Linked DNA regions of Homo sapiens: all the other regions are linked to region 1. The links are chromatin loops, found by intact Hi-C in ENCODE. Cell type or tissue: endothelial cell of umbilical vein. All regions are shown on one strand. Links, peaks and the distances in the headings refer to the core of each region. The heading gives the core; the rest is flanking DNA. Region 1 overlaps SDCBP2 (syndecan binding protein 2). Region 2 overlaps NSFL1C (NSFL1 cofactor). Region 3 has its middle 12 kb from the start of SIRPB2.

The links. A loop is a pair of places that touch in the nucleus more often than their neighbours do. Peaks named below come from ENCODE experiments on the same cell type or tissue, not always from the same donor. Only the 100,000 strongest peaks of a DNase experiment are listed, where the experiment ranks them.
Region 2: a loop joins it to region 1, with 15 times the contacts of the local background. A loop is called at or near these places in 106 of 110 quality-filtered maps.
Region 3: a loop joins it to region 1, with 11 times the contacts of the local background. A loop is called at or near these places in 21 of 110 quality-filtered maps.

The regions. Positions count from the first base shown.
Region 1 is chr20:1,308,176-1,318,866 of GRCh38, forward strand. It overlaps SDCBP2 (syndecan binding protein 2), which reads right to left. Exons shown (of 9, transcript NM_080489.5): 4 at 10,143-10,243; 5 at 5,165-5,323; 6 at 4,412-4,587; 7 at 4,162-4,333; 8 at 2,625-2,716; 9 at 1,734-2,320. The coding sequence ends at 2,266. It overlaps FKBP1A-SDCBP2 (FKBP1A-SDCBP2 readthrough (NMD candidate)), which reads right to left. Exons shown (of 10, transcript NR_037661.1): 5 at 10,143-10,243; 6 at 5,165-5,323; 7 at 4,412-4,587; 8 at 4,162-4,333; 9 at 2,625-2,716; 10 at 1,734-2,320. SNPH (syntaphilin) reads left to right here. Exons shown (of 7, transcript NM_001318234.2): 7 at 1-1,152. Among named protein-coding and RNA genes, the nearest start is that of SDCBP2-AS1, 12 kb to the right of the region's middle. In endothelial cell of umbilical vein, for the core only: a CTCF peak has its summit at 5,494 (motif pointing right); a DNase peak (open chromatin) is centred at 5,606; H3K27ac peaks cover 643 bases.
Region 2 is chr20:1,432,001-1,442,691 of GRCh38, forward strand. NSFL1C (NSFL1 cofactor) reads right to left here. Exons shown (of 9, transcript NM_016143.5): 9 at 10,166-10,691. Among named protein-coding and RNA genes, the nearest start is that of NSFL1C, 30 kb to the right of the region's middle. In endothelial cell of umbilical vein, for the core only: a CTCF peak has its summit at 5,486 (motif pointing left); DNase peaks (open chromatin) are centred at 3,091 and 5,461; H3K27ac peaks cover 1,047 bases.
Region 3 is chr20:1,498,101-1,508,791 of GRCh38, forward strand. No RefSeq gene overlaps it. Among named protein-coding and RNA genes, the nearest start is that of SIRPB2, 12 kb to the left of the region's middle. RefSeq lists an enhancer at 2,480-3,031 and a silencer at 2,490-2,690. In endothelial cell of umbilical vein, for the core only: a CTCF peak has its summit at 5,721 (motif pointing left); a DNase peak (open chromatin) is centred at 5,701; H3K27me3 peaks cover 818 bases.

The DNA.
Region 1 (10,691 bases), core at 3,018-8,017:
CAGTCTACTCTGTCTCTGCTGCTAGAGAAGCCACCTGTGGAGGACTGGGCTGTGGTTGGGCCTGAGGCCTGTGGAGGAGGTGAGTGTAGCCAGCAGCGGCCGTCTACTCCTGTTCTGGCCTGAGACCACCGGTGTGGGTCACGAGGGCCCTGGCCCACAGTGTTGAGGGTCCTCTCTTTCGGGGGCTCTCCTGGGGCCTTCGATGGGCTTTTCTTCTTGTCAGTGGAGGGAGCAGCTCCCCACTCAGCCCTGGGACAGGCCCTGGGACTGTGGTGGCCGGTGGCCCTGGCCCAGCTCTGGAGTGCATGTGTGTGTGCTCAGATCCCGCATCTATGCAAAGGTGCAGGCTGCCTGTGAGGCTCCAGGCGGTGGAGGTGCGGCAGCTGCTGCTCAGGTGCCATGCCCTGAAGAGGCAGGGTACACATGGGGCTGGGAGGGCAAAGATGGGGCGGGGCCTCCCCCTGAGAGAGCTCACCCTCCACAGTGACCCTTTTCCTTCCTGCCTAATACCTCCTCCCGTTGGGCTGTGACTTTTCCTCCTGCCCTCAGCCTCTGAAACAGAAATCTTTGGGGCCTCCCCTTTCCCCAGCGTCTGGCAAGAGCTGATGAGGTCCTGAGGAACAGTGTCCCCAGGAACCACCTTCTGGAGCCTAGCGGCCAGACGTGGCTTCTCCTGAGTTCTAGGGCTCGGGCCAGAGTGGCACTACTGCCCGGCCAGTCCAGGCTCAGGCAGGAATCGGACGCTGGGGCCCGGGCTCTGCACAGAGAGCTGGGCTTGAGTGGAGTTTATTGTAGATTTCTCCCAAGGGGATCACTTAGCTTCTCACTGACACACCCTTCCCAATTGCCACAAGCGCAGGGGTATCTTACAGCACTTTGGGGAGGGGTGGGACAAACTGCAAGGTTCTGGGGCCAAGGCCTACCCAGGGGCCTCTGCCCAGAGAACTCACAACCCCCTCTCTGACCTGGGGGACAATGCAAACAGGTCACAGTGCATTCCCATATTAGGCCATCCCCTTCACGAAGAATTCAGGGGATGTGGGAAGTGGGGAGGCGGGGAGGGATCTTGACTCTTGTCTCCTTTGTCCTTTTGTTCAGACAGAGTTGTACCTGCAGCAGACAACTCTGAATTAAAGCATGAAAACACAGCAAGCCCCTTGGCCTGTTTTCTTTATACTGGGTGGTTTCTCTAAGGGGAGGCAGTGGGAGGGTTCACACCATCTTCCTCCAGCGCAGGGGTCACAACACCCGCACGGGAAAAAGCCACGTGGGCAGCGATCATCTCTGATGTGCAGGGAAGCAGAGAGCTGTGTGGGGCTGAGGCACCACTGCCCTCTTGGGGTCAGGCTCAGAGTCTGGAGCCACCTCCCCCTGCCCCCACATGGCACACCCTGCTGGGCGCCATGAGCACATCGCGTCTCACCTTCCCCAACACCCCCTAAAGTGGCTTCTCATGCCCACTTTGCAGAAGCAGAAGCAGCCACGGTCACACGGGGGGTGCCCCAAAGCCAGTGCTCCCTTTGTCAGCCCCACTGCCCCACAGTCCTACCCCATCCCCACAGTTCCATCCTGTCCCCAGTTCCAGTCATCCCCGCGCCAGGCTGGCAGGTGGCACGTGACAGAGGCAGAGCCAAATCATGGCTCTCAGAGGCCACGCGTAGAAAAGGCCCTGGTCTCACCACGGTTTAAGAGGAAACCAGCCCTGGCACGTCAGGGGACCAAGGATTCCAGAATTTTCAGTTACCTTTTTATTTTATTTTCAATAGTTTTGGGGGAATCAATTACCTTTGCGGACAGGGTTTTGTTTAAAATCAAATCTTTATTCAAAAGATAGTCAAGGCTGACAACTTATGCAGTCTGTGACAAAGAGCAAGTCAAGGCAAGGAAAAAGCTCTCACAAAGAACGTAGCTCTGTTCTCTTAAAATGTGTAACTGTTTTCCTGGTAGAGCAAAATTTCTTGAAAGGGGCCCAGTTGCGACTTTAAGCAGCGTTTAAACAGCCTGCCTCCGTGTCCAGCATTTAAATCAGCACAAGAGAATCGGCTGCCTGTGGGCCCTGCCTGAGCCTCAGCCTAGCTTGGAGTCTGAGGCTCCAAGGAGGCCTGTGTGTATAAGCCATCCCATGGTCACCCTCCTGGACACGCCCCCCTCATGGCAGCCCCCACCTTAAGCAGCAGGCCGGCTGCAACCCATCATCCGAGGGTGGTTGCCCTTTGCTGCAGGAGGGCGGGAAGCCCCCCCTGCCTGCCCTGCCCTGCAGTGGCTTCAGGCATCTGGGATGGAGTGGTCCATGGTGTGGTGGAGCAGGACTGGAGGCAACCTGGATACAGCAACAACAGTGACCAGGTTGGCAGCTCCTTCTCTCCACCCTCCAGCAACCTCCACCCCCTTCCGAGCCAGTGCATCCCATGTGGGCCTTCACTCCCAGTTCTAAGACTTTCGAATCACCAGAAGCCACAAGCTACCTTGGAGGGAGGGGAAGGGAGGATAGAGCTGGCTGAGCCTGTGCCCTGTGTCAGCACTGAGAAAGTGGAAGTGGCTGAGCCAGGTGCACCTGGGAGGCCGGGAGGTGAAGGGGATGGCAGAGGAGGGGTGAGGAGGGGTGAGGAGGGGTGCAGCCTTACTTTTTGACCATGTGCTCGTAGATCACACTGGGGATGATGGTCAGGGTGACAACGTTCCCAGCCGTGGCCAGAATCTCCATGATCTTTTTGTCCTAGGGAGGAGGCAAGTAAGCGATCACCCTAAGGATTGGGGACCAGGGGCAACTCTACAGGCCCCTCTGTGGAGGGATCAGCATGGCCACTGCTAGAGGACACCACTGATGGCTGACTGCAGGGCAGGGCTGCCTCGGACCCCGAGCCTGTCAGATGAGGGTCCCAGCAGACTCCCAGGTAAGGTCTTGCTTGAGTGAGAACATGGGTCTCCCACCTGAGGATCTCCTTGGTCAAATGAGCATGCCTCTTCCCACCCTCAGCTTGAAGGCCAGCGGTGTGAGCCTGACGCGTAACAGGGCCTCATCAATGCGATTCTCCTCCCCCTTCCAAGGGCTCCCAGAGACTCACCAAGCCCACAGTCACATTTGGGTTCTGGCCTCAAAGCATAAATGCCTCCCCATCCTGTGGGAGGTACTAGGCGTACCCATCCACCCTCTGGCTCCTGCTGCCTCCAGGGCCATAAGGATCCTCCTCCTCTTACATCCTCTTACATTTGCTTGTTTGATAAAAAGAGATGGGCCTGCAGACACCACTTAGATCATGGGAAGAACAAGAAATTAAAAGTCTCTACGCAAAGCGTGCCAGGTGGTCCAAACACTAACGTTATGGCCATAGAAGAGCCTCTGGCCCTCACTCAGAGCCTATTGACCTTTACATTACACATGTATGTTATCTGGTTATGTGTTTTCTTGGTTGTTCGAAAATAAATGTGAGAAGATGTGCTAGACAGGACTAGTGATGGCCACAGGTGGAAATAAACTTTGAAAAGACAAACGATCTCAAGAAGTGTGGCTGGCTGGGACAAACCCAGTTCTGAAGAACCTCACGACCCCATGGATTTCTGAATAACGATTTTCTAAAACATTCCTAAACTACTGAACATGATCCACTATACCAAAAAAAGTGCCATACAGAGCAAGGAGGTGTCCATGCAGCCAGCAATAGCTATTATGTATTAAGCACCTGCTATGTGCCTGGCACTGTGCTCAGAGCTCTAGGTACACTGTCTTTTTTTTTTTTTTTTGGAGACAGGGTCTCTCTCTGTTGCCCAGGCTGGAGTGCAGTGGCATGATCATAGCTCACTGCATCCTTGACCTCCCAGGCTCAATTAGTCCTCCCACCTCAGCCTCCTGAGTAGCTAGGACTACAGGTGTGCACCACCACGCTTGGCTAATTTTTTAGTTTTTTTTGTGGAAAGAGGGTTTCACATTGCCCAGGCTGGTCTCGTGCTCCTGGACTTAGTGATCCTCCTGCTTTGGCCTCTCAAAGCACTGGGATTACAGACGTGAGTCACCGCACCCAGCCCTACGAACACCGTCTTACTGAACCCTCACAGCAACCTTAGGAAGAGGATGCTGAGGCTCAGGTGGGGTAAGCAAGCTGCCCAAAGACCTGAGCCCTCCCACCACCCGGCAGTCCCTCCCTGGTGCGGCCACCAGCCTACCTTCAGCCCGATAACATTCTGCCCGTCCACCTCACACACGTAGTGGTTGGTGAGGAGCCCGTTGCGGGCCGCAGAACTCCCTTTGACCAGAGAGACAATCTTCCCCTTCTTGATCACGAAGCCGACGTGGCCCATGCTGTCCTTGTGCATGGTGACAGTCCGCTGGAACGGCCTGGCAGGAGGGACAGTGAGCTGTCCTGGGGACATGGCTGGGGTGAGACGGAGAGGCTGCCCGGGCCTGGCTACTCACCTGTCCCGAACCACCACGACAATCTTATCGCCTGATGCCTTCTTCACCACCTGATGGGCTTTGTGCGAGCTCCACCCAGCACAGTCACGCCCGTCAATCTGCAGGAGCTGGTCCCCAAAGCGCAGCCCCACAAGGGATGCAGGGGTGTTGGCCTGGACCAACTGCACAAAGAGCCCCTGGGGGAGGCAGGGCCCCAGAGTCAGTGTCCCTGGCCCACCCTAGGCACAGATCCCTCTTCCAACCTGTTGTTTTCCTCCTGATACTCCAGGAACCTACAGGGTGCCAGGGACACAGCTCTGCATGGCAGGCACCAAGGTTACCCCATTTACCGGGGAGGAAACACTCTAGGCCTCATAGTTAGGAAGCAGGTGAGTCAGGATTTCAACCCTGGCCTGGGGCTGCACTCCGAAACACTCCACTGTACCATTCACAAAGGCATGGGCTTCCCTGGCGTCGGCTGTCTACACCGTCGCCTGGAAGCTAGATGCCCTGGGCAGCGAAGGGCAGGTGGGGAAGGGAGGCTCCTCCGAGCGACGGAAGCCCACGGAGAGGCCAGTGGAGGGCCCTGCGCAACCCAGCACCAGCCCCGCCCGGGTCTCGGGGAGGAGGGACTGGGGGCAAGAGCCTGGCCGCTGGGGTTAGGAGGCCCGCTCTGCACCTTCCTTACTGTGGACGGGCCCTCTGAGCTCTGAGGCCTGGCGGGAGAGCGCGTGCAGCTCGAGCTCCTCTTCCCACCCAGCCCCCGCGCCCTACCTGGTCGACCTTCCGCAGCCTCAGCCCGGTCTTGCCGCGCTCGTCCTTGCACAGGTGGATCTCGCGCACCCCGGGCTTGATCTCAGCTCGCCGCACGCCCAGGCTGTACCCGGTTACCGGTGCCACCATCTGGCCGGGCCCGGGGCCCGAGACCGCTGTCTGCAGACACCAGGGGGCAGGGGGTCAGCCCGGCCCGTGGGGACCCTGTGCCTCAGGAGACACTGGGGTGGGGGTAGGGATGGGGAAAGGAGGATGGAGCCGTCCCCGGGTCCCCCCACGTCCCCAGTCCACGCTTCTCCCCTAGGGGCGAGAGGAGACGTGGCTCCACGCGGCCACTAGGGGGCGTCAAAGTCCATGCCCTTAAAAAGCCAGGAAAACGGGGAGGGAAGGGGCGAGGATACAGGAAGAGGCCCTTCATTTCCCAAGGGAAACTGGCATCAGGAAAAGCCTCCTTTAAAACCCACTTAAAATAGAAAAAGTCACAGTAAATAGTGAGCAACAGGGGATAAAAGGACTGGATTTTTGTCTTGAGAAAAATGTAAAAATATACAAATTCATGATGCAGAAAAAGGCAAGGAACTTCACTCTCCCAACACTATTAAAGATGGTACTGGAAGACCTAGCCAGCACAGTAGGCAAGAAAAGAGGGGGAGTCACACAGATCAGAAGAGAAGAAATAAAACGGTTCCTATTTATAGATGGCACGATGGTCTACTAGAAAATCCCAAAGAATCTACAAATAAACTCCTAGACCAAATAAAAGAGTTTAGCAAGGTCCTGGGATACAAAATTAACACACAAGATTCAATTGTACTTCTGTATACTAACAACGAACACATGTAAACTGAAATTTAAAATACAACACCAGGCTGGGCGTGGTGGCTCATGCCTGTAGTCCCAGCACTTTGGGAGGCCGAGGAAGATGGATCACTTGAGCCCAGGAGTTCAAGACTAGCCTGGGCAACTGTTGAAACCTCCTCTCTACTAAAAATACAAAAATTGGCTGGGCTGGTGGCAAGCACCTGTAGTCCCTGCTACTCAGGTGGCTGAGGCAGGAGAATTACATGAACCCAGGAGGTGGAGGTTGCAGTGAGCCAAGACTGAGCCACTGCTCAGTCCAGCCTAGGTGACAGAGCAAGACTCCACCTCAAAAAAAAAAAAAAAAAAAAAAAGGAAAGGAAAGGAAAGGAAAAGAAAAGAAAGGAAAAGAAAAGAAAAGGAATACAATACAATACCACTTACAATCACTCAAAAAAAAAAAAAAAAAAAGAGGCCGAGCTCAGTGGCTCACTCCTGTAATCCCAGCATTTTGGGAGACCAAGGCCGGAGGACCACTTGAGGCCAGGAGTTCAAGACCAGCCTGGGCAACAAAGCAAGACCCCCATCTCTGTTAAAAACAAAAACGAAGCAAAATAAAACCTAAAAACAAGAACAACAAAAAGAAATACGTGTAAATCTAACAAAACACATACAGGAACCGTATGCTGAAAACAACAAAATACTGATAAAAGATATCAAAGAAGACCTAAATAAATGGAAGATTCTCTGTATTCACGTGTTGAAAGAATTAGTAAAGCTGTCAATTGCCACCAAATTGATATACAGATATAACACCATTTCTATCAAAATCTCTACAAGATGTTTTGCAGATCCAGGGAAGGTTAGTCTAAACTTTATATGAAAAGACAAAGGAATTTAGAATAGCTAAAACAATTCTGACAAAAAGAATAGCGAGAGGAATCACCACCAAATTTCAAGACTTATTATATATAGCTACAATAATCAAGACAGTGTGGTACTGGTGAAGGGATAGACAAGTATCAGTGGAACAAAGTAGAAAATCCAGAAATAGCCTCAAATGAGTAAAGTCAACTGCTTTTTGCAAGAGTGCTTTCAACAAATGGTGTTGGCTGGGCGCAGTGGCTCATGCCTGTAATCTCAGCACTTTGGGAGGACAACACAGGGAGATCAGCTGAGGTCAGGAGTTCAAGACCAGCCTGGGCAACAGGGTGAAACCTCATCTCTACAAAAATACAAAAATTAGCCAGGTGTGCTGGAACGTGCCTGTGGTCCCAGATACGCAGGAGGCTGAGATGGGAGGATCGCTTGAGCCCAGGAGGCGGAGGTTGCAGTGAGCCAAGATCATGTCACTGCACTCCAGCCTGGGTGACAGAGTGAGACCCCATCTCAAAACAAACAAACAAACAAAACAACAAAAAAAGCAAATGGTGCAACCATGGCAAAAATATGAACTTTGACTGAAACCTAACTCCTTACAAAAAAATTAACCCAAATTCAATCATAAACGTAAACGCAAAACATAAAACTATAACCATTTTAGAAGAATACGAAGGAGAAAATCTTTCGGACTTAGGGCTAGGTAAATATTTCTTTACAAAGTATGAGCCACAAAAGAAAAAAAAATCAATAAACTGGACCTCATCAAAATTCAGAACTGTTAAGCTACAGACTGAGAGAAAACATAAACCACACATCTGACAAAGGACTTTAGAATACACAAAGAACTCCCAAAACACTACAGACAAGCCCCAGCCTGGCCAACATAGCAAGACCTTGTCTCTGCAAAAAATAAAAATAACAATAATAAAAGAAATTAGCTGGGCATGGTGGTGTGCACCTGTGGTCCCAGCTACTCGGGAGGCTGAGGTGGGTGGATCACCTGACCCGGGAGGTGGAGGCTGCAGTGACCCGTGATCGCACCACTGCACTGCAGCCTGGACAATAGAGCAAGACCCTGTCTCAAAAAACAAGAAGAAGAAAACAAGCCATTTAGAAAATGAGTAAAATATATGAAGAAACATTTTACCGGAAAGAATATACAGATGGTAATAAGCACATGGAAAGATGGTCCACATCATCAGGTGCCAGGGAAATGCAAATTAAGACCATGATGAGCCATCATTATACCTATCATAGTGGCTAAAATATAAAATAGTAATAATACCAAATTCTGGTGAAGACATGAAGAAACTGGAGCACTCATGTATTGCTCACGGCAAAATAAAATGGTATAGCCACTCCAGGAACTAGTTTGGCAGTTTCTTTTTGAGACAGGGTCTCACTCTGTCACCCAGGCTGGAGTGCAGTGCTGTGATCTTGGCTCACTGCAGCTTCCACCTCCTGGGCTCAAGCAATCCTCCTGCCTCAGCCTCCTGAGTAGCTGGGGCTACAGGCACAAGCCACCATACCTGGCTAATTTTTGTATTTTTTGTAGAGATAGGATTTCACCATGCTGCCCAGGCTGGTCTCGAACTTCTGGGCTCAAGTGATCCACCTGTCTCAGCTTCCCAAAGTACTGGGATTACAGGCATGCACCACCACACCTGGTGGCAGTTTCTTTAAAAAACTTAAACATACATTTGTCATACAGCCTAGCAATTGCACTTTGGGCATTTATCCTAGAGAAATGAAAACGTATGTCTATACAAAAACCTGTATAAGAATAACTTTGTTTGTAACCACCAAAAACTGGGAACAACTTAGCTATTCTTCAACAGGTTAAACAAACCCTGGTACATTCACATCATGGAATACTACTCAGCAGTAAGAAGGAATGAACTATTATTGACACACACAACAGCCTGGATGGATCTAGAGGGTATTGTGCTGAGTGAAAAAAGCCAACCTCAAATGGTCACATACTGTACGATTCCACTTATGTAACATTCTGAAATGACAAAATTATAGAGATGGAAAACAGAGGGCCGGATGCCAGGGGTTAGGGAGGGTGGCAAGCAGGCAGGCATAACTATACAGAAGCAGCCTGGGAGGGAGGTGGTTGTGGTGATGAACTAGTTCTGTATGGATTGCAGTACTGGTTACATGAATCTACACACTGATGAAATGACATAGAACTAGAGACACACTGTACTCGCGTAAGACTCCTGGTTTTGATAGTGTACTATAGCTATGGAAAACATAAGCATTGAGGAAACTGGGTGAAGGGTACTAACAACTTCTCTGTACTCACTTTGCATCTTCCTGGGAATCTACTGTTTAACAATAAAAAGTTAAAAGACATACAAAATTTTAAATTATAAAAATGTATTCATCATCTTATATTTTATCAAAATTACGGTTGAATGCATTTATGTCTTAATTATAGGAACAAAGAGTGATGACAGTGGGGCTGCCTACAGAAGGACCTTCTTTGCTTCATGTCTGCCTTTCACAGCACGACCATGAAGGGGGCCACTGTGGAGAAACACCCCAGGGTGCCATCAGTTCTTCTCAGGGTCCCACATGGCCTCATCCTTGTGGATTTCCTCCTGTCAGATCCTCGTTTTGGCAGTGGCTTTGTATGTGTCTGTGACAGTTCTCTATCATCATATCCATGAACTTCATGAAATTCCCCAGCCTTAGACAACTTTGCAGTTTGTACTTTCAGTTTCATCGGCTCAGGACGAGCCTGGCAGGAAGACTGACAGGTGGGACGCAGGGATGCTAGAGCTAACTGGCAAGGGGCTTAGGCGGGGACTGGTTCTACAGGTAAATATGTTTTCAGTGGCATATATTTCTGTGATGGTGTCTTTTGCTCCCCGAAGCCATGGAAAGCAGGAATTGAGCCTTGTTGTTTAATTTGGGGACCAGAGTTGGGTGACGAGCTCCTGCCCTCTCGGCTCTGTTTATCCATGCAGGCAGCCCTGCTTTTGATGTCCCCAGGTTCACGCTGGGCTTAATGACCTCCCTTCTCATCCAGCTCAGGCCCAAGGTCAAAGGGCAAGCCCTGGTTCTCCATCCCCAAGGCTTGTGGGAAGATCTGAAACCATGAAAGCCCACAGTGGTTTTCGTGAAGCCTCAAAATGAACGGTGCCATCAAGAAACAGAGCCAGCAGAGTGCTGGGGAGAGGGGAGGTCCGAGCACAGAGAGAAAGAAGGTCTGTTGAAATGGCAAGACCAGGAAAAAGGGAGGATTGGGAGGTTCTGCGCCCGCAGCAGGCAGAAGCCAAATACATACACTGTCACCCTCTGGAATCTGAAGCAGGCTCTCCTGGACTTCTTGGCTGGAGAGGGAAAGACCCATATAATTTTCCAGTTCTGCCAAGTTTGGGTACAAAACTGATAGGGAAAGAAGGAAGAATAAATGTGTCATTAGAGGACATGTGCTTCCCTATGCCTGCCTGGCTCCCCTGTGGCTGCTCATTTTTATTAAGAAATGGAGCCTGGGAATGGTATTTATTTCCAAGACTGTGGGGTATCCCCAGGAACACTCACTGATGAGCGCTCCTCAGAGGGCCCAGGTGCAGGGTAGGACACCGAGTCCTCATGCACCACTTTGCTATTCAACTCCACTGACTTTATTTGACACCCAGAAACCTCTGCATCCCTCAGCGAATGGTTCCCACCAGGACTGGCAGGGTCCTAATCCCTTCTTATAAGGATTTGTGTCCTTATAAGAAGAGACAACAGAGGGCTCATGCATGCGCTCTCATGCTGTATCTCTCTCGTGTTCTCGTTTTCTCTCTCTCTTTTAAGCAAGTACACTGAGGAAAGGCCATGTAAGGAC
Region 2 (10,691 bases), core at 2,431-7,430, 120 kb after region 1:
GGTTTGATTATAGAAGTTTGGAGCATGTTTGGAAATCTGGAAGCATGAGCCCTGAAACTTTGTGTTTCTTTTTCTTTCTTTTTTGGTGTGTTTCTTTTTCAATAGTATTTTGACTACTTGGGGTTCATTCCAGTTCCACATAAATTTGAGGATTAGTTTTTCTATTTCCTTAGGAAATGCCATTGGAATTTTGATAGGGGTTGCATTGAATCTGTGGATCATTTGCAATTAATATTCCAATACATCAACATGTGTTGTCTTCCATTTATTTAGGTCTTCTTTAATTTCTTTCAGCAATGTTTTGTAGTTTTCAGCATAGAAGTCTTTCTCCTTGGTTTAAGTATTTTACTCTTTTGGATGCTGTTATAAATGGAATTGTTACTTAATTTCATTTTCAGACTGTTCATTGCTGATGCATAGAAAATGGACTTTCGTGCACTGATCTTGCAATCTGCAACTATGTTGAATTTGTTTATTGGCTCTAGTAGTTGTGTGCATTTTGGTATTGTTATATTTTCTATACATAGAATTATTTCATCTTCAAATAGAGATAACTTTACTGCTTCCTTTCCAGTTTGGAGGCTGTTTATTGCTTTTTCTTGCCTAACTGCTCTGGCTAGGACTTCCAGTACAATATTTAATAGTAGTGGTAAAAATGGGCATTCTTGTCTTGTTCCTGCTCAGTGGGGAAGCTTCTGCTCTTTTACCATTGAGTATAATGTGAGTTGTGGGTTTTGTGTAAGTGACCTTTATCATGTTAAGGAAGTTCTCTGTATTCTGATTTGTTGGTGAGTGTTTGTATCCTGAAAGTGTTTGAAGTGTTGAATTTTGTTGCATGCATTTAATGTATCTATTGTGATATCATTTCCCTCTTTACAGAGTTGTGTTACATTGATGGATTTTTTTTTTTCTTATGTTGAGCCACCCTTGCATTTCTGGGAGAAATCCCACTTGGTCATGATCTATAATCCTTTGAATGTGCTACTGGATTTGGTTTGCTATTTTGTTGAGGATTTTTTGAGTCTATATTCATAAGATATACCGGACAGTCGTTTTGTCTGCCTTTGATATCAAGGTAACGGTGGACTCATAGAATCATACCTTTGATATCAAGGTAACGGTGGACTCATAGATATTCTGCATTTATATTTTTGTAATCACAATTTGTAAAGAATTCTCAAAATCCAACAGTAAGAAAACAAATAATCCAATAAACAAAAAGGCAAGGACTCTTTTTTTTTTTTTTTTTGGAGACGGAGTCTTGCACTCTCACCTAGGCTGGAGTGCAGTGGCACCATCTCGCCTCACTGCAAGCTCCGCCTCCTGGGTTCACGCCATTCTCCTGCCTCAGCCCTCCAAGTAGCTGGGACTACAGGCACCCGCCACCACGCCCGGCTAATTTTTTGTATTTTTAGTAGAGACGGGTTTTCACCATGTTAGCCAGGATGGTCTCGATCTCCTGACCTTGTGATCTGCCCACCTCAGCTTCCCAAAGTGCTGGGATTACAGGCATGAGCCACCATGCCTGGCCGGCAAGGACTCTTAAAAATGCTTTATCAAAAAGGATTTATGGGTGGCAAATGGCATATGAAAAGATGTTCAGCATCATTAGCATCACAAGACATGCTAATGTCAAAACCATGACAAGAGATAACTACACACCTATTAAAATGACTAAAATAAAAATGCTGACAATACCAAGTGTTGGTGAAGCTAAGTAGCACCCAAAAATCTCATATATTGCTGACAGGAATGTGCAGTGCAACAGCCACTCTGGGAAATGATTTGACAGTTTTAAATAAAGTTAAACATACACTTACCATATAACCCAGCCACCCCAGACCCTAGACATCTCTAGAGTATTCACCCTAGAGCAGAGGTCCCCAAAACCTAGGTCATGAACCAGTATCAGTCCATGGCCTGTTAGGAACCAGCCGCACAGAGGAGGTGAGAGGCTGGTGAGTGAGCAAAGCTTTATCTATATTTATAGCCTTGCCCCACTGCTTGCCACCTGAACTCCACCTCCTGTCAGATCAGATCAGCAGCAGCATTAGATTCTCATAGAAGTGCAAACCCTATTGTGAACTGTGCATGTAGGGGATCTAGACTGTGTGCTTCTCATGAGAATCTAATGCCTGATGATCTGTCGCTGTCTCCCAACACCCCAAGATGGGACCATCCAGTTGCAGGAAAACAAGCTCAGGGCTCCCACTGATTCTACATTACGGTGAATTGTATAATTATTTCATTATATATTACAATGTAATAACAATAGAAATAAAATGCACAATAAATGTAAATGTGCTTGAATCATCCCGAAACCATCCGCCCTACTCCCTAAGTCTGTGGAAAAATTGTCTTCCACGAAACCTGTCCCTGATGCCAAAAAGATTGGGGACTGCTGCCCTAGAGAAAGGAAAATTTTGTTCACAGAAAAACCTGTACATGAATGTTTATAGCAGCTCTATTTCTAATTGCCCCAAACTGGCAACAACCCAAATATCCTCTAATGGTTGAACAGATAGACAGATTGTTGCACATTCATATCATGGACTATTACTTGGCAATGAAAAAACAATGAACTTTCCATAAGCACAACATATGAAAATTGTTCCTCCAGATGAATCTCAGAGGAATTATGCTAAGAGGCCAGTCTCCAAAGGTTAAATGCTGTATGCTTCCATTTACATGATGTTCTGGAAAAGACAAAACCACAATGATGAAGAAGAGATCAGTGGCTGTCAGGGATTGGGTTTGAGGGGTAGTGTGACTATCAAGGCATTGCATGAGGGAGGTTCTGGGATGATGGAATTGTTTTGTGTCCTGATTGTAGTGGTGGTTACATGAATCTATACGTGTGCTGAAATCTGTATAATTATATACAACATAGTTAATTTTACTGTATGATAATTTTAAAAATTAAATGAATTAGAAAATGGTTAACAGTTAATACTCACTCATATGGCCAAATGTATAACAACTCTTATGAGGCAGCAGTCTGGCAGAACTTATTTTCTGGTCACAACCCTGCTGACCAAAACAGGATGTGGTCTACACAAAGTGAAGAAACCGCAGGAACCAGCAGATGGTGAGGAAAGTGATCCCTAGCTGCCCTCATTGCTCATTAGCATATGACACTCCCACAAGCACCATGACAGTTTACAAATGTCATGGTAATTACCTGGAAGTTACCACCCCTTTCCTAGGAAGTTCTAAATAACCTGTCCCTCAGTTTGCATTGGCTTGCCCCTTAATTTGCATGTAATTAAAAATGGGTTTATGTGAGTATACAGTTGCCAGGAGCCCATATGTTGCTGACTGAAGTGCACTGCCTAGGAGTTATCCTTGCTCTACAAAGAGCAGTACTGTTCAACAAAAGATTGCCAATTCCACTGGCTTGTCCTTAAAAGCTAAGGACCCTTCTGGGATAAGCACCAATTTTGGGGCTCACCTATTCTGTATCAGTTATACTGACATACCCATTTTGCAGATGAAGAAAAGGAGGCCCAGAGGGGCTGTTGGGTTGCCCAGGGTCTCAGAGCTAATAAATGGCAGAGCTGAGAACCTGATTTGGGCAGTTTGCCCTCATGGTCATTATTCAAAATCTCTTCATTAACTGACTCAACTGGGGGGCACAAGGCCAAATTTTTCTGAGTTTTCAGGTAGCTGGTGATTGTTTTTGTTTAAGTCTCCTAGGATTTTTTTTTTTTTTTTACAAATTACATGTTTTTGTAATTTGTTACATGCTGTAATAAGAACTTTAAAAAAAGTAGATTTACAACAGCTGAATTTCCTAAAATACAGGGTGCTTGATCATAAGACTCTTCAAGAAAAAGATATTTTAGAACACTAATAAATACAATGCGAAAAAACTGTATTCTTATCTGGGTCCTTCTATCAGTGAAGCCAAAAGAGCTATTACAAGACAACTTAAAACTCATTCCAAAGATGAAGGCAGTTGTCTGTACAATGCAGTGCATCCCAGGCATCTCCAAAAGACAGTAATGAGAATCCAACCCGACAGTGAAGGGAGCCATGCCCATCAGGGAAGTTGGTGCAATTGGAAGGAAGGAAGGAAAGAAGAGGTGATCCAATCAGCATATTTTTTCTTTGAGAACATGAATAACAATATTCATCAATTTCTCATACCCACAAAAATGTTCTAAAAAAAACAGAGAAAGCAAGTTAGAAAATCCGCAACCATAGCAAGCAGTATCCTAAAGAAACATAATTATGTGCTCACATACCTGAAAAATGAACAGGTTATATTATATAGATTTTACCAACTCATCAAAGATTGGCCACATACGATGAAGACTTTGAATACCATCCTGAAGTAGGAATAACTAAAATTTGCATAGATGTTATGATCAGATCATTATGAATAAGATGCTAGTATTCATCATTCCAGGAAACCCTAAGCTGGAAACATTCAACATTCAAGCCTAAGTTGGATATTATTCAACACTTTATGCACAAGTAAATGTTAAGGGAGGCAATATGCAGAGTGATTAAGAGTACAAGCTCCGAAATAAACATACTAAGGTCAAATTTATCGCCAGGCACGGTGGCTCACACCTGTAATCCCGGCACTCTGGGAGGCCGAGGTGGGCGGATCACCTGAGGTCGGGAGTTTGAGACTAGCTTGGGCAACATGGCAAAACCCCATCTCTACTAAAAAATACAAAAATCAGCTGGGTGTGGTGGCACATGCCTGTAATCCCAACTACTCAGGAGGCTGAGGCTGGAGAACTGCCTGAACCTGGGAGATGGAGGTTGCAGTGAGCTGAGATCATGACACTGCACTCCAGCCTGGGTGACAGAATAAGACTCCGTCTCAAAAAAAAAAAAAAAAAAAAAAGAAAAAACTAAGGTAAATTTATCATAAAATTGTGGACTTGCACATGCTGGCTAGGTGGAATAGGCATGTTGCTTAACCTCTCTCACCCTCATATCTAAAATAGAATTAAAAATGGTACCTGTCTTATAGGGCTTGCCTGAGGATTAAATGGGATGATTCATGAGAAATATGTAGTTAATAATGTGGTACAGAAAAATACTCAATAAATAGTATTCATGGGCTGGGCGCGGTTGCTCATGCCTGTAATTTCAGCACTTTGGGGGGCTGAGGCGGGTGGACTACCTGAGGTCAGGACTTTGAGACCAGGCTGGCCAACATGGTGAAACCCCCTCTCTATTAAAAATACAAAAATTAGCTGGGCGTGGTGGTGCGTGCTTGTAATCTTAGCTACTTGGGAGGCTGAGGCAGAAGAATCTCTTGAGTCCAGGAGGCAGAGGTTGCAGTGAGCCAAGATCGCACCACTGCCCTCCAGCCTGTGCAACAGAGTGAGACTCTGTCTCAAACAACAACAACAACAACAACAAAACAACAACAACAACAACTGGTATTAATGCAAACAAAACCACACTGTGAATCCACTGCTCACTTACCTGACAGGCAAATGCTCACAGCGCACCCTGCTGGCGAATCTGTGGGAAAACAGGCTCTCAAGTCCACTGCGGGTGCAAGAGTAAATAGCACTTACACATCTGGGAATTTACTCTTTACACATTTGCATATACAAGCTTTGCCACTGTAGTACTGTTTGTAACAGCAAAACCCAGGAGACACCCACATGTCCTTCACAACAAATGACCTCCAAAATCTACTGTTAAATGGAAAAAGATGTAGATAGTGGTGGGCAGGCTGACACACTTGTGAATAAGAATCGCTGCAGATCTATTGGATCTAAGATGCCAGGAGTGACAAAGCCACCATTAATTTATATGCCACTAAGAAAGACCATTGCTGATTAAATTGGCACAATGCTTAGAATTTTATATTTGAGAACTCATTTAGACTTATTTAGACATGAATTTATATCATATCAACTTTGGGCACAAATAAAAAGGAAACATATAGACAAAATAAATATGTTAAGGTATTAGGTGACACCAGGACTGCCTTCTTGTATGATGCATTCTGATTTCAGAGTTGCTAAAATATGGGAAACAATGGATGCCTCAGAATAGACAGAGAGTATCGGCTTGTATTTAGGAACTCTGCAAGGACAACTAAGAAACTTATAGTGGGGAGGGAGGGAGGGAGGGGAAATTGGGCAAATGGCATGGATAAGAAGGGAGGTATCTAAGACATTTTTTGGCACCATGTAAATATATTACCTATTTAAAAGTAATTTTTTTTAAAAAGGCCATTCCCAGGTCATAGTCAAGATTTTGAACTTCATTTAGAAGTACAGCTTCTTCCCTCTCTCAGGGGCAGGGTCGCAGGGGACATGGGGAAGGGCCTGCTGGTTTCCTGTGGCCGGTGCAGATGCTCTGGGCTTCCCTCTAGGGTGCACTTGTTGGTTCTTCAGATCTTGGTTCACTTCCCTTGAGGAAGCCAATAGATTCTCTAGCTGGCTGCTTGTAACTCCTCCCTCAGTCCTGCAACCCAAGGTCTATCTTGCACTAAGGTCCCTCTGTCCTTCCAGAGCAAGACCCAGGACAGTCCAGTCTGGCTGCCTCATGGGTCCACATTTGGCTGATGGGACTTATAGCACAAGCTCCTTCACACCAAGTTCTCTTTGCTTCATCAGCCTCTTGCTTTCAAGATTGCTCAGGTGTGAGGTGGGTGCCTGGCACCTTCGTCATCTCCAAGCTCTTGAGTGGTCTCCTTGAGACACCAATCCCTAGGCTGAGGGAGAAGGAAAGCTCCCCCTTCCCCTGTGCACTCAAAGCCCTCCAGTAACTTCCTTTAAAGAAAACTCTTCTCAGAGCTCCAACTTGAACCTTTAACGTCTTTGGTGTGGGAAAGAGGCAAGGAGACACACAGCTAGTTTTTGACCATGTCTTTGAAAGCCCTGTGTGTGGACAGCAATTCATCCTGGGAGGTGGAGTAGCTAGGCCCCCTATTGCCTTGGGAACCCAGCCAAATTGGGATGGAAATAATTCCATCTTAGTATATTGTCACATGGATGATCAAACTAAGGAACCTGCCGAGGCCACACAGCTAGTACCCAGCAGGCTGACTCCTAAGCCTGAGCTTTTCCTGCTGCAGGTGGTTCACCCAGAGCTGACTTAAAATAAGCTCATGGTACAGAGGCCAGGCCAGGAGGATGGAGTTAGATGGCCCTTGGTTCAAACTCAGTTGTCATTTATTAGTAGTGTGTCCTTGACTGCTTTCTCCTCTCTGATTCTCCGATCATTTAACCAATAGACGTTTAATGGCCAGGTTGTCTACCACGTGCAAGGCACTCAATTTCATTCTCTGTAAAGATGTGAATAATAAAAGCACCTGTTTCACAGGAGTGTTGAGAATTAATGAGATCATGCTCAAGTGTTTGACAGCGCCCGGCACATGGTAAGGGCTACACAGCAGCACCTATTGTCATTCATAAAGTTCCTCCTATGCGTCAAGGGCTTCACAGACATCTTTAATCCCCATAGTCTAAGAGGTAGGAACTACCATTATCCCTGTTTTCTGAATGAGGAAGCCAAGGCTCAGAGAAGCTTAGGTGACTTGTCTAAGGTCATGCCTGGTATAAGATGGAACCTAAGTTCAAAGCCTGCCCCAAGCCTCCACATGCCCTCTGAGTTTGTCTCTTGAGGAAGGACAACTTTTTTGCCTTTTCGTCAGAGAACCAACCTTTAATCACCCTTCACAACCCAGTTCAAGGGTGTCCGCTTCCGTTTTCCCTGTCCCTCCCTGCCCGACCCAATCGTCCCTCCTGCCACTGCCTTTGTGCCTGCCTTTTTCACAGCAGTAGAGCCTCGGGGTCAAGGGCTGTGGCTCTGCGTTCAGGTAGTTGGGGATTCAAATGCCTCTTACTCCGTGTGTGGCTTCAGGCAAGTCCCATCACCGCTCTAAGCCTCAGTAACTTCTTCCATAGTGGGCTAACCATGGTACCCTTGGGTTGTTAAGGCACAAACGGCCTGGCACAAAGTGAGTGCTCAAATGATGGCAGCTGCTATTACGATTAGTAGTAGCAAGTCCTAGTCCTGGCATTGAGGTTCTCAGTTGCTCAACACGGAGGGTAACTGGCCCTTAATAAACCTCTTGGTCCAGCTGAGACAGGGCAAGAAGGGACTGGGGACATTCCTGTCACACCCGCTTCCTACCCCAGACACATCTTCTTAGCACCTGTTGCAGGAACACCCTGTGGCTCTAGGTGCCCTTTAGGACGCCCCCTCATGGCTGAGAACCTGCTTTGGGAGGAGGGACTGCAGTTCCCAAGCAGGCACCACATGGGGGTGCTTTAAAAGCCTTCTTGCCTTCCATCCTTTTAGATAAGGTCTGGTCTCCATTTCACAGGTTCATCCAAGCACGCACTTGTTGAGGATCTACTATGCGTCAGACACCATGCCACCTGCTCCGGATACAAGAGTGAGGAACAGGCATTTCTGCCCTCATGGAGTTTATAAGCTAGTGGGGGGACCAAGGAAACAAGCACGTTAATAAATAGAGTACATATTAGATGGAGCAGAGAGAAGAAAAATGAAGCAGGTCAAAGGGATGGAGGGTGGTGGGAAGGGGCCAGGGCCTATGGGGCTCTGCAGGTCTTAGAAGTTTCCAGGGGTAATGGAAAGCTCCCAAGGACGTTAAAGGATGGGAGTGGCAGGCTGTGGTTAATGGTGCCAAAGAAGCCCTTTGCCTGGGTGGGGCAAGGGCAGAAGCTGGGGGACTGATGAGATTCTGCAGTCATAGGTGAGTGACTACGGAGGCTGGCCCAGATGATCGTAGGGGAGGGGTGACCAGGGGCACCCAGAGGATTGCTGATGGACTGGACATGGCATGAGATGAGGCCACCGAAACAGAGAGGCACAGTCACAGTGCAGGAGCTCAGACTGGGACCTGGGTCAGATGCTACAAGTCAAAAAGTGTTTTCTACTCTGCTTCCCTGTCCTGGCCTGGGAAGAGTGTGGCCTGGAAGAGGGGGACTGGGATCCCCAGCCACACACCCTCAACACAGGAGCCCAACGCCCATTTAAAGAAGGAAGGCCTTTTATTTGGGCCTGGGAATCAGGAGTTGGCAGTTCTCTCTGAAATGCTGGGAGTTAGGAGACAGGGAGCAGCAGGGAACCCTTATTTCTGTACCAGCTGCTTCCCCTGAATGAGCTCTAAGTCATCTTTAAGCTCCTGGCAGGGAAGGGCATGCTTTGTCCTATGGATGGGTATGAAAAGGGCCGCTGCCCCTCTGGAAGACACTTTGGAACGCCATTAAAGCCATGCCTAGCTCTTGACCACATGCCTGCTTCTTCCCTGGCCTTCTACTGAGGAAGCAGCCGGATCTGTGCAAGACTCTACCTACAGGGTTGCTGGGCATGATTGTTAACAAGATCAAACAACCCACATCCCACAGCAAAGACTAGTTAAAACTGCACTTTTAGAAAGGGCATCATGACAATTACTTTGCCTATTTTTCATTTTGATGAGTTTTGGGTATCTATCAAGGCATATCCAATGAACTGACATGCATCCTTGTCCTGGCCCATTTAATGCCAGGAGGTTCTCTTACCAACCAGTTTTTGGGGAGATCCAAAATGCCCCAGTTGAGAACTGAATTCAGAAGCCCCGGAACCAGTGGCTGAGTATCCTTTTTCTTCTAAACCTGTGAAAACCTATCTGGGTGGATGGGCCTTTCCATCTGGACTGCCCAAAACAGAAAACTAGGGCTGGGAACATCCTTCCCCAGCCTGGAACCAGACCAGTGTGATCCCTGGTCCAAGGTCAGAGGGACTGTCTCTCAACTGTGGTGGCTGCATCAACAATATAGGTAAGAGTTAGATCACCTGCCTCGCTTACTTCCCAGAGGTGCTGGGGGCCCTGTGCAAACTACCGTAGATGATACAGGTTTTAAGTGGGTGTTTTTACAATCTCTTCTGCAATATACTAATTAATTAAGCAGACACTGTGAGAAGGAGGTAGGGGGAGGTCAAGTGTATGTATATGGGCCTGGCAGTTAGGGATGGAGTGTATACTGCACTCCATGGTGGCTGAACGTGGGCTCTGGATGGGAAGAGGCAGTACCTTACCACTTACTAGCAGTGTGACTGGGGCTCAAGGTTTTGCACTGTAAAGTGGGACCTTTGTGAAGCACTTAAGTACTTCTGCTGGCTGCTGTAGTTTCCGTCAAAGCAACCCATTAGAAAGTACAAAACTCCATTGTCCTCATTCTGGTTTTTAATGGTCAAGGTGACAACAGTGTACAGTTTTTCCAGACCCATATGTAGGTTCCATAATCTCCACCTGCTGGAGAAAACACCGTGACAGATGCCATTGCCCCAGCAGGCCACTGCCGGTGTGGGAACTTTGGGATCAAAAGCACCAAGCCAAGTCCCTTGCTCAGGATGGGTCTTGGTTGAAACCACAAGCCCTTCTGCAGTTCTAGGTGGATGTAGTGTTGGTTCTTGGCTCATTGCAGGGGTGAAGCAGGAAAGAGAAAGAGACTGGTGAGGCCTGCTTGGAAAGAGGATTGAGGCACATTACGATTCCAAACCAGGAGATCCTGAGTCAGCACTGATTCTGTCTCTGGTTTGTTTAATACGGGAAAGGGTTCCATCCAAGAGCCCAATAGGCCTCCTCTCCCAAACCTGCATAGCAATCAAACTTATAGGGGTGGTGGAGGGTCTTTACCAGGCTAGGACTACTGCCTATGTTTCTGCAAGTCACAAGTCAGCAGGTCAAAGAA
Region 3 (10,691 bases), core at 2,722-7,721, 190 kb after region 1:
ACAGTTACAGTGTTACAATATTCAGTATTTTTCTGTGTACTTACTATTACCACCGGGTTTTATACCTTCAGATGATTCCTCATTGCTCATTAACATTCTTTTTTTTTTCTGATTGAAGTACTCCTTTAACATTTCTTGTAGGATGGGTGTGGTGTTGATGAATTCCCTCAGCTTCTGCTTGTCTGGGAAAGTCTTTATTTCTCCTTCATATTTGAAGGATATTTTCACCAGATGTACTATTCTACAGTAAAAGCTTTTTTTCCTTCAGCACTTTAAATATGTCATGCCACTGTCTCCTAGCCTGTTAGATTTCCCCTGAAAAATCTGCTGCCAGATGTATTGGTGGTCTATTGAATGTCATTTTTTCTTTTCTCTTGCTGCTTTTAGGATCCTTTCTTTACCTTTAGATAAAGTTTGATTATTAAGTGTCTTTGGGAGTTTGATTATTAAATGATTATTAAGAGAAGACTTGAGGTATTCTTCTTTGGGTTAAATCTTCTTGGTGTTCTATAACCTTCTTGTACTTGGATATTGATATCTTTCTCTAGGTTTGGGGTGTTCTCTCTTATTATCCCTTTGAAAAAACTTTCGACCCCATCTCCTTCTCTACCTCCTCTTTAAGGCCAATAACTCTTAGATTTGCCTTTTGGAGGCTATTTTCTAGAGCATGTAGGAATGCTATATTGTTTTTCATTCTTTTTTTGTCTCTTCTGACTGTGTATTTTCAAATAATCTGTCCTCAGGCTCACTAATTCTTTCTTCTACTTGATCAATTCTGCTATTAAAAGACACTGATGCATTCTTCAATATGCTAATGGCATTTTTCACCTCCAGATTTCCGCTTGATTCTTTTTAACTATTTCAGTCTCTTTGTTAAATTTATTGATATAATTCTGAACTCCTTCTCTGTGTTGTCTTGAATTTCTTTGAGTTTCCCCAAAACAGCTATTTTGAATTATCTGTCTGAAAGGTCACATATCTCCTTTCTCCAGGATGGGTCCCAGGTTTCTTATTTAGTTCATTTGGTGAGGTCATGTTTTCTTGGATGGTGTTGATGCTTGTAAATGCATCTTCGGTGTCTGGGCATTAAAGAGTTAGGTATTTATTGCAGTCTTCTTAGTCTGAGCTTGTTTGTATCCATCCTTCTTGGGAAGGCTTTCCAGATATTAAAAAAGACTTGGTGTTGTAATTGCATCTATTTCTGCTTTAAGAGGCACTCCAAGCCCAGTAACACTCTGGTTCTTGCAGACCAATAGAGATACTTTCTTGATAACTTCTTTTGGACAAGATCCAAAAGAGTTCTCTGGATTACCAGGCAGAGACTCTTGTTCTCTTCCCTTATTTTCTCCCAAATGAATGGTGTCTCTCTATCTGTTTTGGGTCACCCGGAGCTGGGAGTGGAGTGAAACAGCAGCCTGTGGCCACCACCGCTAGGACTGTGCTGGGTCAGACTTGAAGCCAGAACAGTACTGAGTCCCAAGGCCTGCTGTAACCACTCCCTAGCTGTGGCCTATGTTCACTCAATGCCTTGGGGCTCTATAATCAGAAGGTGGCAAAGCCAGCCAGACCTGTGTTCTTTCTTTCAGGATGGCAAGTTCCCCTCAGGCTCTGGGCATGTCCAGAGGTGCCATCTGGGAGCCAAGAACTAGAGTAAAAAGCCTTAGAAATCTATCTGGCATTCTATCGTACTGTGGCTGAGCTGGCACTCAAACTACAAGATCCAGTTCTTCCCACTCTTTTCTCTTTTCCAAATGCAGAGGAGTCTCACCCCATGACCAACACCACCACAAGCCTATAGGGAGTATTGCCAGACTACCGCCAATGTTCCTTTAAGGCCCAAGGGCTCTTCAGTCAGCTTGTGGTGAATGCTGCCTGGCCCGGAACTCACCCTTCAGGGCAGTGGGCTTCCCTCTGGCCCAGGATAGGTCTAGAAATGCTATTCACCAGCAAAGTCCTGGAACTGGGGACCCCAAAAAACCACTTAATGCTCCACCCCACTGTGGCTGTGCTGGTACCTAACGTGCAAGACAAAGTCCTTCATATTTTTTCCCTCTGTTTTTCTCAAGTGGAAGGAGCCTTGCCTCATAGCCACCACGACTGAGTGGTGAGTCATGTGCTGAGTCTCACCTGAACCAGAAAGTCTCACCCAAGTCCCTCAACGTAGTACCCGGGTATTGCTGCTGGTTATTCAGGGCACAATGTCTCTTTAGTTAGCAGGTGATGAATGCTTCCAGGAGTGGGATCTTTCCTTCAAGGCAGTGGGTTCCCTTGTGGCCCAGAGTGTGTCAAGAAATATCATCCTGGAGCTAGGACCTGAAAAGGGGCCTCACGGTGCCCTATCCTGCTGTGGTTGAGCTGATATCCATGTGGGATATGATGAGGTTTCTCTTCAAATAGCCTGATCAATCCTTTATTCTTTAATTCATAGTACCTCCCCACCCCTTTTTCACTTTTCTCTTTTTTCTTCCTTTCTGTCTTTGTCACATGCCCAGACACGCCACAGTACCAGGTGTTATCAGTACCAGCTCACATTCCTTTCCTTATTTGGCAAGAAGACTTGCTCTCTAGCTCACTGCAGACACCCCTTCCCCTTTCGCCTCTCTTCCTTACATACCCTCCTTATCCGAAAAAAAGTTCAAATGTTTAGCCAACCAGGGTTAATTTAGATTGTACTGCCTGACCATGGCCAATGGGGAAAGGGTACAGGGGCAGGACTTGCTTCAGGAATAAAGGCTCTTGTTCAAGTGTGCTCTCATGGTGACTGGCCAAGGAGAAGCACCCCTCTGTGCAGAAGTAAAATTGCTTTGCTAAGAATCCTTGTTTGAGTGTTCAATTTCCTTAGGATTTTGAGCATTATTCCCAACATCCAAGATGCAAGACAAAGTCCTCCTCATTCTTCCCTCTCCTCTCCTCAAGTGGAGGGAAGAGGCCTCTTTCGTGAGCTGTGCAGCCTGGGGTTAGGGGAAGGGTGATGCCAGCACCTTCTTAGCTGCCCTGGCTTGTGTCTCAGTAGGTTGCATGTTCCCTCAGTCCACTGTCTCTGGGCCCAGTTCAGCACTAGAACTTGCCTAGGAGTTGTAGCTCTTGGAGCCTAGACTGCCTTTCAAGTTTATTTAGAGCCCCAGAGTACTTTAGCCCACAGTGGTAAGGCTTGCAGGAACTGAAGTTCAGACCACTGAGATTGGATTAGCAATTCCCCTCTGGCTAAGGCTGTTTAAATGCTCCCTCTTTGGGTGGGTAACAGCTGAGTTTGGTCCCATTTTGTTTTCTTTTATAATAGGGCAGCACTGAGTTCAATGCTTCACAACTGCTGTGATCTCCCTTTCCCCAGTGCACAGAAATGCTCTCCACACCATGCTGCCACTGCCAGGGGTTAGGAGAGGGGTGGTGTTGGCTATTCAAGACTTTTTTTCTACCTCTTCGGTGCCTCTTTCAGTGATATGAAGTAAAACCAGGTATTGTAACTGCTCATTTGATTTTTAGTTCTTATGAAGGCTCTTTTATTTGTGTGTACACAGTTGTTAAATTAGTGTCCTTCCTGGGGGAGATGATTGCTGGAGGCTTCTATTCCATCATCTTGCTCTGTTGTTTTTATGTTTTCTCATTTATCTCTTTTAACTGAGGTATTTATTTGCCTTTAAAGTAATTACTGACATGGAAGGACTTACTATTTTCGTTTTGTTACTTGTCTATATATATGGATAATACATTCAATATATTTTAATATGTCTTGTCCAGTGGTTTTTGCTCCTTTTCTCCTTTGCTGCCTTCTTGTATGTTTTGTACTGACATATTTTGATTCTCTTTTCAATTCTGTTTGTGTATACAGACAGTACCTGAATGTAAGCCCAGCATAAGATAAAAAGTTCCTATGATTTACAATGGGGTTATGGTTTCTACTAAATGTGTATTATTTTGCATAATTGTAGAGTTGAAAATTTGTAAGTTGAACATAAGTCAGGGACAGTATGCTGTGTTGCCAGCATCAAATGCAATTTTGACTTACAATATTTTTGACTTCTGATGGGTTTATTCTTATGTTATCCCATCATAAGTTGAAGAGCATTGGTATTCTATTCATATTTTATTTGTCATCACCATTGCAACTACACAAAGAGACTTAAAGTTATAGCAAGATATTTTAAACCGATAACAACTTAACTTAAATTGCATATAAAAACTCTACTTCTTTACTTCTCTGCCCTCTTTATGTTACTGTAACAAAACAAATTACCTCTTTTTATATTGTGTATTCATCAACATAGATTTTTAGTTACTTCCCATGCTTTCGCTTTTAAAATTCTATACCAAATTCAAAAGTGATTTATACAGCTATGTTACAATACTTCCAGATTTTATATTTGTCTCTATGTTTATGTTTACCTGGTAGATTTATACTTTTGTATGGCTTTGTGTTGCCATTCATCATCTTTTCATTTCAACTTGAAGGATTCCTTTCAGCACTTCTTTCAGGGCAGGTCTAATGGTGATGAATTCCCTCAGTTTTGTTTATCCAGGAAAGTCTTCATTTCCCCTTCATTTTGAAGGCAGTTTAGTACTATATAGTATTCTTTGTTGGCAGTTATTTTTTCTCTCATCACATCCCACTCCTTCTAGCCTACAAGGGTTCTGTTGAGACTTTAGCTGATGATTTAATAGGAGCTCCTTTGTATGTGACAAGTTGCTTTTCTCTTGCTGCTTTCAAGATTCACTCTTTGTCATTTTTTTTTTAAAACAAAGTTTCCCTCTGTCACCCAGGCTGGAGTGCAGTGGCGTGATCACATCTTGCTGTAGCCACAAATTCCTGGGCTCAAGTGATCCTCCCACTTCAGCCTCTTTTCTATTTTTGACAGTTTAATTGTGTCTTAGTGTAAATGCTGTTAGATTCGTCCTGGTTGGAGCTTGTTGAGCTTTTTGAATTTGTATGTCTACTTTTTCCCTCAGATTAGAAAAATTTCCAGCCATCATTTTTTTTAAAAGTCTCTGTGGTGCCTTCTCTTTTTCTTGTCTGTCTTAGATTCTCATAGTGTGTAGGTTGTTCCATAATGTTACACATAGTGTCCCATAAGTTTCTTATGCTCCTTTTACTTTTCTTAGTTCTTTTTTTCTCCTTTGCTTCAGTAATTTCAAAACTCCTGTCTTTGAATTTGCTGATTCTTTCTTCTCTTGGTAACATCTGTTCCTAAGCCCCTCTAGTGGATTTTTAAATTTAGTTATTGTATTCTGCAGTTCCAGAATTTCTGTGTGGTTCTTCTTCATAGCTTCTATCTCTTTTTTGATATTTTCTTTTTGTTCATCCATTGTTTTCCTGATTTCATTTAGTTGTCTGTCTGTACTCTCTTTTAATTCATTGAAAATTCTTATGATTATTATTTTGCATTTTTTTGGTCAGATAATTCGTGTATTTTTTTGGGGTCAGTTTCTAGAGATGTAATGTGTTTCTTTGAATAGGCCATGTTTTCCTGTCCCTTTATATGTCTTCTTATCTTCTCTTGGTACTTTGGCATTTGAAAACTCAGCTACCCCGTGCAGTCTTTGTGGTCTGGTTTTCTACAGGGAGGACTTTCTCCAATCAGCCTGGCTAGAGAATCTGGAGACCTGTCAACCCTTCTCTGGGAATGCACCCTTTTGGGACTTAGTGTGTAATCACGTAACGGAAGAGGTCTTTCTATTGAAGCGCTCCCTCTAGTGTCTGCCTATGATGCTGCGGTCTGGCTGGTGCTGCAGTAAGCCACGGTACTGAAGTTCCACCTAGTTTCTGTCTGTGATACTGCAGACTGATGCTAGAACAAACTAATAGCTCCACCTATTATTTATCTGTGATACTGCATATTTTGGTGCTAGACCAAGTCATGTTGATCATCTTCGTTTTCAGTGGCCTCAAACCTGGTCCTCATTCCCGTCAGCATTTAAATTCAGGCAAGATGGAAACTAGTCCTTTGGCAGCACCCCAAAAAGTCAAAATATTGGATCAATGTTCCACTCCTTTCCCCTCCCAAAGAGAAGTCAGGAGTTGGGGTTTCTTCCCAGTTTGCATGATTATTAATGCTACTGAGCACCTTATAATATTTAACAAAGTTTTTTTTTTTTCCCAATAAAATAGTGCACTTTCTCAGGGCCATGCTGGGTACTTTCATTAAATTAATACTTCATTTTTTACTTCACTACTCAACGTAGCTGAGCAGTTTCCAGTGTACAACACAGTGACACAGGTTTCCCTTGTCCAGGACTTAGAAATTGGAGCTAGATCCCTCCGTCTTGCTCCTTGGATCTATCTTCCACCCCAGGTCCTATGTAGCCCGGCTCCACTTGGAGTGGGATTTCTTTCAATCACCCTGGTTGTATACCCTGGTCAAGGTCAGCCTTAGTCTTAGGTCTTTTATCAGTAAGGAAGCAAGTCCTCTTCTGTCCGATTTTCTACGTGATGTAATTGATCTGAGCTGTGCTGTTTCGTGAGCATTTATCTGGTAGTCTCCCAACATCCCGGGAAGCAACACCTCCCTAAAGCAGCCTGAACACCTGGATTCCGACTATTTTTTGTGTCTGTTAAATATTTTTAGGCTTCCTTTTGACATGCCTATGTATGCAGCGCTTTTGTTCTCACCAAATATTCAGGCATCATTATTTCGGCAGCAGAATGTCTAGCTAGGAAGGACCTAAACGCCTTCCCCACACCGTGTGTGTGTGTGTGTGTGTGTGAGAGAGAGAGAGAGAGAGAGAGAGAGGGAGAGAGATACGTGTGTTATGGCGAGTGTGTGTTATAGAGAGGGAAAGAGAGATAAATGTGTTATAGCTGCAGTGGAGCAGAAAGACCTCTGCTTCTGGTCAGGGGGATCTGGGTTTAAATCCTGCCCTTGGCCTGATGAGGTGGCAAGAATATGGGCAAGTCATAAATCACCCCAGCCTTAGTCCTTAGTTTCCCCTTTCCTCTGCTCCAGAGGTGGCAGTGAGAGAAAAGAAGAATGGAAGAGCAAGGTGGAAAATAGCCAAGAAGCCCACCATCACTCATATTGAATGAGAGATTGCAATTTTTATTACCTGAATAATAGGTACCATTACTGCCTCTTAGGAGGAATAATTTGGCAGATTTGAAAGGGCAGTGGTGAAGAAGAATGAAGCAGCTTTCTGCTTCAACCCTACTGAGTCCAGCTTGTTCAATAAACTGGGTACAGGGACAGGAACACAAAGGGAGACTGTTCAACAAGTTTGGGTAAACTTGACTTGGAAAGAAATTGGGGAAGGTTGTTGTTATTTTGTATGGGCTTTTCCTTTCTCGCTCGTCTTGGTCTGCCATGTTAGTAGCCTTTGGGTTCAGCCTCCCAGCACCTTGTTCTGTGTGCTTTATCCTATACACAGGAGCATCCCACAAGTAGGGTTGGCAGTAAAGTTGGCCAGGGGCCACCGATGTGGGTGGACTGGATGTGGCCAGTCATGGTGCCTGGGGCCTCAGGCTCTGTTAACTGGATTTATCCTAAGAAGGGAGGGGCAGGGCAGGAGAGTGCTTGGAGCCAGAGAGAAGATAGAGAATTTCAACCCTGTTACTCAGAAGAGGTGAAGCAAAGGGCAGCTCTTTCTTCACTTTCCCTCCCTGGAACCTGGTAATGACACATGACAATGCTCCACATCAGAGAATGCATCTTTCAGGAGCCAGGGAAATGGTAGACATTGATCAGCCCTGGGTTTGAGGCCAGAACAAGCACACAAACTCCTTCTTACTATCCAGTATTCATTGCTACCTTCCCAAAGAGTGATTTTCATAAATATTGTGATAACTTCTAGCCACAGATCATGGGACAAGCTATTAGAGCTGGCAGGACTAAGGAATGTTCTCTGCAGCCCTAGACCTAGGGGCTCTCTCTTCTTTCTCCCCCTCTGTCTCCTGCTGTCTATTCATCCTTCTCTTCATTTCTGCTCTCACCCCAATATGAGAGATTGTAGGGTGTAGTCACTGATTCATTCAACAAATATTAGCATGCGCTATGTACCAGAACTATTCTTGGTGCTTAGGATACATCAGTGAATAAGGCAGACAAAACTCACTGTCCTTATTAACTGAAGTACACATCCCAATTGGGGAGGCAGGCAATACACAATAATAAATAAAGTAAATAAGTAAATGATATAGTATCTTAGAAAGTGATAAGGCCTGTGGAAAGAAATATAGACCAGGGAAAGGGGGTTGGGGTAAGCAGGTGGTGAGGGGCTGTGAGGGCCAAGGTAAGAACTTTGGCTTTACTTGCAGTGAGATGAGCAGCTGTAGCAAGTTTTGGGAAGAGGTGGGACATGATCTGGCCTTTGTTTGAAAGGATTCCTATGCTGGCTATAGGGAGACCAGTGAGGGGCTAATGGCAGCAATCCAGGAACGAGAGGATGAAGGGTGAAATCTGGCAATGGGGATAGTGAGAAATAGTCAGATTCTGAATATATTTTAAAGCTAATGTAATTTCCTGACATAAAGGGAGCGGGATAAGAGAGGAGAGGAATCAAGCATACCTCCTAGGTTTTTGGCTCATCAGCTGGAGAGATGGAGTTCTTATCAGCCGAAATGGGGGAGTCTGTGGGTGGAGCAGAGTTTTGGGGGATAAGCAGAAGGCCAGATTTTGGGATGTAAGCTTTGAGATATTATTGGGCAGACAAATGGAGCTGTTGAGTAGACAGATGGACATGAAATTCATGGGGGAAGTCCCAGCTGGAGAAATAAATTTGAGTCCTTGAGCTATATTTCAATGATATATAAGGCCATTGGACTGGACAAAAGTATCAGAAGAGAGTATGTGGTAGTTAGGAACAAGGGAGTTTGAACCAGACTGCCTGGGTTCAAACTCCAGCCAGGCACTTAGGAGCTGTGCAACCTTGGACAAGTCAATAAAATTTTGTGTCTCATTTTTTCTCATTTGCAAAATTAAGGTAAGTATAGGTTATACCTCATCTGGTTGTTATGAGAGTAACGCAGTTTATAACACGGAAAGTACTCAGAACAGTCTGGCACACAGCACGCTTTCAGTGTATGTCAGCTACCTATCTGTTTTGCAGCAGATATGAATTGCTCCATAATACCTGAATATTACTTAATTACAGTTTTTTTGGAAACAATCTTCATCTGGTAGAAAAGTTACAAGTGTGGGATAAAGAGCCTCTTTTCAGAAACATCTGTGAATAAATTGCTGGCATATTGCCTTATCGTCCCTGGTTATGGCTTGGATGTTGGTATCTCCCCAAATCCACATGTTAGCACCTAATAGCCAATGTGATGGTAGTAAGAGGTAGGGCCTTTGGGGAGTGATTAAGTCATGAGGAATCCACCCTCATGAATGGGATTAGTACCCTTAGAAAAGAGGCTCAAGAGAGCTCCTCAGCCATCTTTTGTCATGTGAGTACACAGCGTTTATCCCCTCTGCCATGTGAGGACAGGGAGCAAGGTGACATCTTGGAAGTGAGGGCAAACCCTCACCAGATGGTGAACCTGCTGGTGCCTTGACCCTGGACTTCCTAGCCTCCAGAAATGTGAGAAATGAGCTTTTGTTGTTTATAAATTACCCAGCTAATGGCATTTTGTTATAGCAGCCCAAACGGACTAAGACACCCCTGAATATCTCAGTGCGTATTTCCTACAAATAAGAACATTTTCCTGCATGACCACCAGACCATCAAAATCAGGAAATTAACATAGGCACATTATTACCATCTTATCTTTAGATTCCCTACAAGTTTTGCCAATTGTTTCAATAACATGTTTTTATAGAGAAAGGATCCAGTTACATTTAGTTGCCATACCTCTCTAGTTTTCCTTAATATAGAAAAAAAATCTCCTTTCCTTTACTTTATGACCCTGACACTTTTTAAAAGTATAGGCCAGTTATTGTGTAGAATGCCCCTAATTTTGTATTTTTCTAACACTTCCTCATGATGAGAGTCAGGTTTTGGCACCTTTGGCAGGAATATCTGGAAGTGATGCTGTGTTCTCATTGCTTCCAATCAGAAGGCACACAATCGGTCCCATTACTAGTCATGTTCACTTTGATTACTTTGTGATGTCTTCCAGGCATTTCCACTGTATTCTTTTTTCCTTTGTAATAAGCATGTAATGTTAAGATTTTTTTTTCTTAATCCTATGAAATCCAGTTTGAGCATGTGCCTCTACCATGGTTGGAGAGAAAGTGAATAGCAGCTATTTTCCATAGCTCCCCACTCCACTCTTGGATTGGATCAGGGCACCGGGGCTGTTGCCTTCCAAGACAAAGGAGATGAATTCTGGTTCTCAGTCTTTATGGGTCACTATGGCCATTGCTCTTTGTCCAGGCCTAACTGGACAAAGTCCCATTTGAAGTTGGCCGGTTCTACTACCTGCTGCAGTCTCTCTATGACAAGCTCTTCCTTGGGGATATTTGATGAAGCTCCCAAAGTTCTGGTTCTTGAAGCCAAAATCTTCTCTGGCATGAATTCAGCACCTCACAGGCCTGGAAATGTCTAGGGCTTTGCATCCTAGGAGGGTGCAGTTTTCCATAGCTCACTGAATTCACCATCCATTTTGGAAGATACCCTTGTTTGGGCCTCTGCACAGCCAAATGTCCCTCCTGCCTTGCTAACAGAATAGCCATTCCACCCAGCAACAGTTTCAGGGAAACCTAGGCCCTTCCCCAGCCCCAGGAGATGAATCATCATTGGTCCAAGGCAGTTATGGCAGCCAGTCC